Regions from separate parts of the Homo sapiens genome. Here region 1 is linked to region 2. Evidence: chromatin contacts called from ENCODE Hi-C data. All regions are on one chromosome and are shown on one strand. The core of a region is the stretch at or near the end of the contact, and the rest is flanking DNA. Distances in the headings are between cores, read along the strand shown.

The links. Hi-C counts contacts between places; a loop is a spot of excess contacts on that map. Pooled maps may share reads with other maps.
Region 1: a loop to region 2 is called in a pooled map, with 6 times the contacts of the local background. The contact joins the enhancer-like site here to the promoter of FAM20B in region 2. A Hi-C loop is called at or near these places in 1 of 168 maps with a recorded cell type or tissue (CD8-positive, alpha-beta T cell), 1 of 37 single-sample maps with no recorded cell type and 6 of 50 pooled maps.

The regions. Positions count from the first base shown.
Region 1 is chr1:181,101,980-181,107,339 of GRCh38, forward strand. No RefSeq gene overlaps it. Among named protein-coding and RNA genes, the nearest start is that of IER5, 16 kb to the left of the region's middle. RefSeq lists silencers at 2,961-3,020, 3,041-3,530, 3,791-3,840 and an enhancer at 3,374-4,268. Within about 2 kb of position 2,797, at least 29 of the 41 ENCODE cell types and tissues checked have a DNase peak (open chromatin) inside an H3K27ac peak, as active enhancers do; they include CD8-positive, alpha-beta T cell, where a contact is called at or near this core.
Region 2 is chr1:179,023,585-179,028,505 of GRCh38, forward strand. FAM20B (FAM20B glycosaminoglycan xylosylkinase) reads left to right here and starts at 2,310. Exons shown (of 8, transcript NM_014864.4): 1 at 2,310-2,514. RefSeq lists silencers at 2,127-2,316, 2,357-3,096.

The DNA.
Region 1 (5,360 bases), core at 1,547-4,046, 2.1 Mb after region 2:
GGGTGGGAGGTGTGGGGAGGAGGGCTTGAGGGAAGGCAGGGAGTGGAATCAAATAATTTGAACCACTTCTCGGGTTACCGGGCTCTTCCCTGTCTTTCTGGTAATTGCTTGTTTACTCACTTCCTGGTTCTCAGAGGCTGTTGGACTCCTGCTGTTCTGGGAGTTGTGGGCTTACCTGACCCCCCTCCTCCCCACACCTTCTCCACTGTATAGAACCTACTGGGAAGGAACAAAGACCAGAGTTCAAGTCCTAATGAGGTCTCCAGTGAGGCAGAGATGATAGTCTTCATTTGGTACCAGGCAGAGAGATGCTGAAATCCCAGAACCAGCCCTTAAATTGGCTGTTGGCCTGGTACTCAGAATGAGTACCCCTGGGAGGTGGGCAAGCTTCTGGAACCTGGTTTCTGGGAGAGGGGCTCTAAGTGCAAGGGCCCTACTGGGCCTATTTTGTCCCTAACCTACAGTCCCTCCCCAAGAGAGCATCTGAGTGCTGTGATTTAATAAATAATAAAAGTCAGAGTAAGGATATATGATATACACAAATACGCATATTGTACCCATAAAGAAAACAGTAGACAAATAAATCCTCCTATCTGACTATAACTGGTAAGAGCTTGTACAAATGTTCCCAAAAGGAGACAGATATTAGCCCCTTCATTAGTTAAGGTCCTTATCTGCATTTCTATGGTGAGGGATGATCATGTATTCATTTAAGTATGACTCTGTGCCTCTGGAGACAGAGATTCTGCGAAAACATTGATTAGGGGTAGGACCTTGCTAGAAAAAGTCATAGGTGTGCAATTCATATCTTCTAATTAAAGCACATTATCACTTACTTACAAATGGTTAGGGCTTTAATAAACTAACCCCTTAGGAGACCCTAGCTAGGTCCAAAAACAAAGATAATTTTCTATAGAAGGGTCAACATAAAACTAATGGAAGAGTTTACTATTGCTTTTCCTTAGGCACATTAGGTCCTTAAGGACTCTTAGCCTTGATCTCTAAGTTCAGGTCTCCCCTTTGGCCAGGGCCCTAGGGAGGCCATGAGTCCTTGGGAAAGTGAAAGCAAAGCTGAATCTCCAATGGCATCTGGGACATCTCTGCCCCTTCCTTCTCTGTACTGTACCCTATCCTCAGCAGCACTTGTGGCTCCCCCAAAGCCATGTTTTCCCAGTCTTCCCCTGCCTGGGCCACCCTTCCCATTTACCTGCTGGGCCAATGAATCCTTGCAGACTTTTCTACTTGATGTAATGATTTGTTCACGTTTCTTTGCTTGACCAGACTGTACCCTCTCCACCTCTAAATCATATTCATCTCCTTATCCCTCGAATCTAGCCCAGAACCTGGCAGATGCTAGGGACTAGATGTTGTCTGGGGAGACTCTAGTTCTAGTTCAGTCATTCACAATCTGTGTGACTTTCAGCAGGCCTTTTAATCTTTTTGTTTCTTAGCTTCTTCATTTTAAAATAAATCTTGCCAATTCCAACTTACACGGTTACAAATTAAAAATGAGACAACTGTGGAAGTGCTGAACAAAACGCCAGGTGGTGGAGGTGGTAGGAGGGGCGCTTAGCTCCAAGCGAAGACATATTTGTCTTAGTCTGCTCTGGCTGCCATAACAAAATATCACAGAGTGGTTTAAGCAAAAAAATGTATTTCTCATAGTTCCGGAGCCTGGAAATCTGAGATCAGGGTGCCAGCATGGTCAGGTTCTGTTGAGGGCTTTGTTTCTGGCTTGCAGATGGCCGCCTTCTTGCTGTACCCTCACATGGCAGAGGAGAGAGCGAGCTCCTAAAGACCCTATTTCCAGATATAGTCACATTAGGGGTTAGAGCTTCAACACATATGAATTTTGGGGAAGCATATCCATTCCACAGCAATGCTGAAGGAGATTCATCAGCACATAGCCCTTCAGTCCTGTTCCCACCTCCTACAGCTTGCAAATCTGAAGCACCCCACCAACTCCGTATTGCAACTACAGTAATCATGACTTGTATACCAATTTATAGATGTTTCAATAACTAAAGCATTTGTATAACATATCCTATGGCTTACGAAGAATATTTCATACAGTCTAATCTCATTTTCACAACTATCATCTCACAGATGAGAAAAGCAAGGCCCCAATGGCCAGCCCAATCTTATTTCCAGGTCCTTTAACTGTATACCTTCAAACTCTTTAGGCCACACCAAAGTACTCGGTTGTAACCACTTCAAAGAAAACAGGGCTCTAAGAGCTGGTGAAGTCTAAACTCTTCAGTTCCTCCACTGTGACCACAGCTGACCGTCTTTACTTGTTCTATTCGCTCCCATATGAATCCTTTCTTTGTGCTCTAGAATTTTATGGAGTGGAAAATATATATGGAACGAGACAACATTCTTAGAGGAAAGGACTTTACAAATGCGAAGTATTAATATTTTGTTTGATATGGGCACTATTTTCAAAGGACCCTGCATACTTTCTGTGTTTCTTTGGGATGCCCTGCCCACCCAGGACAACTGAAGGAGCCGCTCTGGTTTTAATTGCAGCAATTCACCAGACAGTTTAGAACTTTCTACGTGCCAGGGCCTCTGTCCCCTGCAAAAGCTCACATTCCAAACAAGTCAGGTGTAGGCTCCGCTCCTAGAGAGGGACGGTGTGAACAGAGCTAACTGGGTCGGCCTCTCTCCTTCCGACCTCCTACTCCCCTCCCAACACCTCCTCGCCCAGAACGTCTCAATTCTGACCCAGACACCCTGGGAGGCCGAGAGGCTCCTTTTGGATCTGCAATACACCCTCCTCACCACAACCAACAGACAAAACGCGCGAGTGCCGTGCAAGGTGGAAACCCTTCCCTCCGGGGGGCGATCGCCCCAGTAGGGTGAAGCAGGCCTCTTTGTTCACGGGATGCCTCGCTAGCAAGCCGGCGGCGGGGGCGTTCCCTGGACCGTGAGACCCCGGCTCCCGAGGACGCCTCCCGTGCCGCCGCTTCCCTCAAGCCCAGTGCCGCCAGCGGCCAGAGCTCCGGATTCCTGCCGCCCCCAGCCCACCGGCAAGAGCTGGCTTCATTTTCCCAGTCCCCCTTTCATCTGGCCGCACAGGCAGAGCACCGTCCGCTAAGGTCTCCTCCCATCCCAGCAGGAAGGGCGGGGAGACCCGCGGAGGATTTAAAGGGGCGCGGAGGTCAGGAGGGCTGGGGGCGGCTCCGCGGAGAAAATGGGGCGCGCTCGTCCTCTCCCGCAGCCTCGGCCGCCGCGAAGCTTCCTCCCAGCTCCCGCCTTTCCGGGCCCGGCGGGCCGAGGGGGAAGGGAGGCTTCCTGCGCCGGCGCCCGCGGCTGCCCCAGTGAGGTCCCGCCCGAGAGCAGGCCCAGGCGGGGGCTGGGCGCGCGGCGCGGCGCTGCGGGCTGGAGGGCGGGGGCGGGGCCCGCCGCTTTTAGAGTCACCTCCCGCGCGCCGCGGCCGCCGTTGCCAGGGTGACCGGGGGAGCTCCGTTGTGGGGAGGCGGCCGCGGCGGGTACCGGTGGGCGGAGCTCAGCGGGCGGGGCGGGGCGGGGCGGGGGCGGGGGGAGCTTCCTCGTCGTCATGGGAACGGCGCAGTTATTTCCAGCCCCCGGGCCGTGCCAGTGGCGCGGTGCCAGGATGCGAGAGTATTGCAGGACAGCGGCAATCTGCTGCGACCTGGGACATAACAATGCGCCCCTTCTGCAGCGCTGGGCCCGCCGGCGAGAGGTCTCGCTGGTCTGAGGGGCTGGGGCCGCCCCCGCGCGTCGTGTCTCCTCTCGGCGCTCTTCGGCTCGGAGCCTGGCGGCTCAGCGCGCTCCCGGCTGCACGTGCTGCCCCCGCCGCCGCCCACGCCAGACAAAGCGGGGCCCTCCCGGGCGTGTTTCCTAGGCGCCCCCTTCCCTCGATGAACCCTTTGATTTCTTCCTTCTTCTCTCTCACTTCGTTCCAGCCCCCTCAACTGCCTCCTGGAGCGCCTTTTTTGTGTGCTCGCCATCTCACGTTTGGCCCTCTCTCCAAAGCTCTGCCTTCACGAACGCCTCCATTTGACCTTCCCCCTCCGCCACTCTCTGGTCTCCTTTGGTAGCTTTATCATTACATTTGATGGAAGGGCGACTCTCCCCTCTCCTATTTTCAGCTCCACATTACCTTTTGTATTGTCCTCTCCCCTTCCTATTGGCATCTTCTTTCTGTCCTTGCCCTTTTCAAGACTCTTCCAGAAACTCTCTTGATGTCTCTGCCTCTTTTCACGGTTTCCTTTCCACTTTTTCTTTTCTCTCTGGGCTGTGGGACAGCAGAAGGGAGATTGCAAATGGCTACCTAGATTGAGTGCCCCTTTTACCTCACTGACGCCATCCTTTTTTCTGTCACCTTGAGGTCACATTATTTGGGCACCTTGATGAGGCTTTGGGGATTCTACTGCCGTTGCTGCCATTAGCAGTCTCTTTGCTTGGAAGCTTAAATGAAGGAAATTTCTGGGAACTGGTCAAAGACTCCTGAAATGCACCTTGAGGACTAAACATCTCTCTCCCTCCATCTCTGCTTGGTTACTCTGGTTTGTTTCGAACACCGGCTGCTTCTTCCCACTTCTTGACTCCCTGCACCCCTACCCGCCCCCCCAGCAATCACATTGTTCATCCCTTTGGCACCAGCCCTAGAGAGGAAAGGGTAGGTCCTCCTCTCCAGGAAGGAAGGTGGGGCAGAGTAGCTCCCGCAGGAAGGGAAGGAAAAAGGAGGGAAGGAAGGAAGTGGCCAACAGAAGGTGGAATCCGGTGGGAGGACTTTTCATTGTTTGAACGTCTTTCCTTTTTAGCTCTGCAAAGTCAAGCCCAAGGCCATCTCACCAAGGTTCTGCTGCCATCTCCCAGAACCCCAGCTAGGACTCCCTTGCCAGAGGCTGGAGGGGGCTGAGGTTTTGGTGGACATATTTAAGTGAAGTGGGCAGAGTTTCATGTATGCTGCAAATTGTAAGCACTTACATTTTTAATGTATCCATCTTCTGTTTCTTTTCTGTCCAACAAAGTCAGCTTTTATCTTCCCTTTTCTCCAGGGGGAAAAAAAAAAAGAAAAACTCCAGGGTAGAATTATGCCTCAGGTAAGGAAAATGTATCTACCATTTCCTGAGGACCTTCTACCTGTGAATCTGCTCTTATGTTCTGTAATACTTTACATTTGCATAGGGCTTTTTTCCCTGAGTTTTAAAGGGAAAGGCTGAGTTTTAAAGTTAGTGGGTAAAAGGAACCAAGTAGGGTTGCGATAAGGGTTGAGATGAAGTAGTGGAAATGGGAGCTCTTTAAAACTAAATACTCATGAATACTGCTCTCCAATATTTCCCCACCTTTTTTGTAGCCTAGGCTTAGGGCCAAATGCAAGCCCCAAG
Region 2 (4,921 bases), core at 1,060-3,559:
ATTAAATGAATGAATGTATGCATCAGTGAATGAATGAATAAACAAACAAATGAACAATTCTCCTGTCACGCAGGATCTGCTGAAGATGGCGGCTGTAAGTTCACAGAGCACTGCCTAACTTTGGTTCATATTGTTCCTCTCTTCTCCTACCTGTATTTTGCTCACCTCAATACCAGCCCACACTGTTTTCCTGGACTGTGATTCTTTCAGTGATCACAGAGTCTGTGCTGCATAATTTAAGTGTCCCTATTCCTTGCAGCTGCTTCCTGTGTGCTAGTCATGTAAACGCCCTTCTTAAATGATTGCATCCCTCACAATACTTAGAATATATTGACTGTTGATTGGTTGGAAAATAATCCCGTACAGGCGGAGGGGGCAGAAACTGACATCATGGAGTGTCAGGCACGGTGCTGGTGCTATGCATACACTCAACAAGGGCCTGGGTAATGCAACATGGAGAAGGGAAAACTGGGGGGCAGAACAATTTTGTCGTCTGAAAGCCTTTCACAGAGAGGCCCTGAACCCATAGCTCTCCTTCTCTGAGGACAGAAAAGGAGGAAGTGTGTCTGTCCTGCAGTATGTGGGATGGATAGATGGATGCGAAATTAAGCACTGAAGTGGGTTGCTTGGAGAGGCAATGACTGCCCCCTGCCCTCACCTGAAAATCCTTAAAGACAGAAGGGATCATCCGCCCAGGAAGCTGAGGCTGCAGGATAAGCTGGCCTTTTCCTGAACAGTGACAGTTGGAGCGTTCACCCTCACTGTCCTTGTCAGAGTTACAGGCAAGAAAGGAGAATCCTTTTGGATAAAGTGTCTTAAAGGAACTGTTGATTTACCCTTTTGCTTTATGGTCTCCTGATGTAGTGAGCAAGGTTCAGGGAGATTAGCTAACTGCAGGCAGACTGATCTTCCTGTGCAGAGAAATAAGGTAGATTCTCATTATCTTCCAGCTCATTTTCCCAAGAATTATGTATTCTCCGGCCAGAAAACGACCTCCAAACCTCCAAACCTTTTCAACTACACGCAGCAAAAAGCTAATACAATGCCTTCTGCATTTGACTGTACGTCTCCTGCAGTGATTAATGCTGCCTCCCTAACTACATTGTCCGGAGCAAGTGTCAAGCCCAATTATTTCTCTAGGATCTCCTGATAGTAAATGCTCAGCAAATATACAGACGAATAACACCTAATCATACACAATAATCTTAGAGTACTTTCCCCATACATTTCCTAACTTAATCCTTACAACAACCCTGTGAAGTTATTAACTCCCATTTTCCAGTTAAGGAAACTGATGCTCAGCAAAGTTAACTGGCACATCCAGTATCATACAGCCAGTAAGAAAGAATTCTGTTCAGTACGCCTTACTGATTAAATGAACTATGTGGCCTGAAGAAAAAGTGTCAGCTCAGTCTTTCCCCATCACGCATCTTATTCCATGGAGTAACCTGCATTATATTTCAGGGTCAGGCACACTAAGTTTGCGCTTTAGTATATGGTGAATAAATGGATGGACACAGTGGCGGCTCTGTATAAGTCAGCTGAAAGCAAACAAAGGGAAGGCAGAATCTTTCATTCACACGATTTATCCGCGCCCACTGGGTGCACTACGGTCGGGCATTGGCGACCCAGGAGCGACTGACCTGCCCTCATGGGGCTTACGGTCCTTAGCAAAAAACAGATGTAAAACAACTAATATTACAGTAAATGAATCATAATTTTGTGAGATGCTCCTGAAAGTATGTAGCAGGACGCTCCGCTCTGGTCCGAATGAAGAGCCATTTGCACTCAGTGTGGAAAGGCTAGCCTTTTTCTGGGCAAAAGAAGCGGGGGATACATTTAGATAGGCAGAAGTTCCGAGCAGAAGTCAAGGCAAATTAAAAAGGCAACAGGAGGAGGGAAAATGCTTCTCACAAACAGAACTCGACCTAGGGGACCGCAACTCTCCAGTCCTGCTGCTTGGCTGCCTACCTACCTAAGAAAAGCAGGAAAGAAAAAGAGAAGACGGGGTGGGGGATGGAGGACAAATACAGAAAAAGAAAAAAGAGCGAAGGAAGTGAGAAGTGAGAGGCCAGTTTATGTAAGCGGGCAGGGCGGCGCGGCCGGCAGGAGACCGGCGCCGGCGCCGAGGGAGTTAAGCGGACGGGCCCGGTATGGAAGAGGTTAAGGGGGGCAGTCCGGAGCGGGTCCGGTAGGGGCCGCCTACTGGGCGGGGGCGGGGCCGCGCCGAGCGAGCGCTGGGATTGGCCGTCGGGCAGGCGCTACGCTAGGACGGTACCAACAGCCGGGGGCCTCGGAGGCGGGGGGGTGGGTGTGGGACTGCCGCTCTGCGCGGCGAGAGGTGGCCTGGGAATGGCCGGGCCGGGGGTGGGCCGGAGCCGCTGTGGCGGCGGCGGCGGCTGGGGGCGGTGAGCGCGGCGTGGGGCTGCCCCTCCCCGGAGGCGGCGGGGGCGGCCGGGGCCGCGCCGCACCGCACCGCGCGGGCGGCCATGGAGCGAGCCTAGGGCCCGACAGGTGAGTGGCGCGGGGGCGGGGGAGGGCGCGCGACCCCCGCCCCCGGCGCGGCGGGCGGGAAAATGCGGACCGGCACGCGGGCGGGGCACGGTACGTAGCGCGCGCCGGGCTGGGGCCGCCTGGGGGCGGGGCGCCTCCCTGAGGGGCCGGGCACCGGGTGCCCTGAGCCGTCCCCGAGTGGCTGCGGGCGGGTCCCGGGCGAGGGCCCGAGGCTTCCTGGGAGACCCGCTCGGGCCGCGTGTCCCTGTGTGCGGTCGCGGCTGAAGGGACGCGGCCTCGGCCGCCACGTCCCTGGCCCACCTGAGGCGCGGGCCCACCTGGGGCCGCCTCAGGCTGCCAGAGGTCCTTCTAGTGACCGTCTCTCGTCCCCTTGCGCGGTCCCCAGAGGCGATTGGCCCCGGTGCCTCTCTTGTGTTCCCCGGAGCGCCCGTTGAGGCAGCCCAGGGAGCGCGCCCTCGCGGGGTCTTTGCTGGGCCCGCCTCGTGGCCGGGAAGCGCGAGTGACCTGCAGGCCGGAGGCGGAAGGCGGGGCAACCGTGCCCGGGGCCCGCGGTCTCCTGGGGTCCTGCGCCGGGCGCTCGCAGAAGGGCACAACTTAACGAATGCTGTGTTAGCCCTCAGTGGGCTGCGCTTGAGATTTCATTTCCGGGTGTGACGGCCCCGCGATTAAGAGCGGACCGATACGTTTCCCTTAATGATGAATGTGAATAGTTGTCGAGCTGCGTCCTTGATTGTGGGTTCTGATAAGAGATTCATTCTAATCTGACTTCTGTTAACCTGCCAGTCTCCGGATAAGAAGAGAAGGGGTAGAAGGATGGATTGGAGGGAAAGTAGGGGTAACAGGGCTTGGTTAGTCTTAATGGAATTATTAGTCCTTTTAAAGACCATACCATCATTGGGATGGATAAGGAGTTTCTAATTTGGGAAAATGAGAGTTGCTTGCTATTGCGACTTGGGTCTAGTGCCAGATATCAGCATCTTCCCCACCCAGCCAGCTTCCCTCTGGAGGTTTGATTTCTCACTTGGAAGGGAAGTAGGAATGTGGGGTTTTTTTTAGCCTTTAGCCTTTAAACTGTAGGACTTTATAAATCTATAATCTGGTACAAATTACTATTGCCATTTATTAGCCACGCCTATGTTTTTTGCGTTGTAAATTCTTGCAAAAATTTCACTGGCGTTGATTTCTAAAAATCTGGTTAGAGATCTCAGTGTTCTTATGTATTACAAACATTCCTTGAGTTTATGCAGGATCTTTGAGCTAAGCTTAGAGCACTTCCTCAAATATGATTCGTTATCACGACTGTCTGAGAAACTGAGGTACAAATGGTAAAGATGCTAAATTATTTGCCCAGACTCATAGCCAATCTCAGGGAGATTTAAAATCAATGTATTCTATTAATAACTTTTCTAAAGTTTGCAAAGATGTTGGACTTTGGCCTCTCGAACCGTACAATGGAATCAGTCAGCAGGAGTCCCTTTCCCATTTGAAATTACTTATCAAAGGAGAATACAAAGGCACACACAAGTATAATTCAGACTCTCAGCCTCACTCATGATAAAGTGCAGTGATAAATATGGATACAGGTAAAAGATGATCAAGACATCTTGGAGTTCACAGCGTTTCTTTTCTGTGTGGTGAAAATGTGACATTGGTATGCTCTATTCGTTTCTCTAGAACTGGTAGGACAGTAGCTATGTTTTGGTGAATGAATGGAAACTAGAAAACACATACACTGCTTTTCTTTTTGGTTCTTAAGATTAGAGAAAAAACACATCACTGCTTCTATCATCTTTATTTTTATAATCTTTTATATCATGGAAGTATTTTATGTTAAATTGATAATTCCTTGACTTTTAGTTCATTCCCTTGATTTCCATTTGTAGATTCCAGCCCTTTCACACAGCCTTAAAGTTTCTGCTTCTTATCTCTTCTGAATTTTAAATTCCTAAATGAAACTTTCTGTTCCTTCAGTTTTAGGGCAGACTTCAGCTTCCCACACTTTGTGTGTCTATCATTTCATTGGTGTAAAACCCTAAAATCATTTCATTAGTGTAAAACCCTAAAGCCAGATACTTCAGCTGTTGAATTGATAACTTTTTAAAATAGCTAACCACAGAGGTTGTCTTTTGGTGATTGCCACAATCTCATAACAGAAGCAGGAGGGCGTTCTTTGTATTCTGTAAGAATACATAAAAAGACAGTTGGTCGGGCGCGGTGGCTTATGCCTGTAATCCCAGCACTTTGGGAGGCCGAGGCAGGCGGATCACGAGGTCAAGAGATTGAGACCATCCTGGCCAACATGGTGAAACCCCGTCTCTACTAAAAATACAAAAATTAGCTGTGCATGGTGGTGCACGCCTGTAGTCCCAGCTACTCAGGAGGCTGAGGCAGGAGAATCGCTTGAACC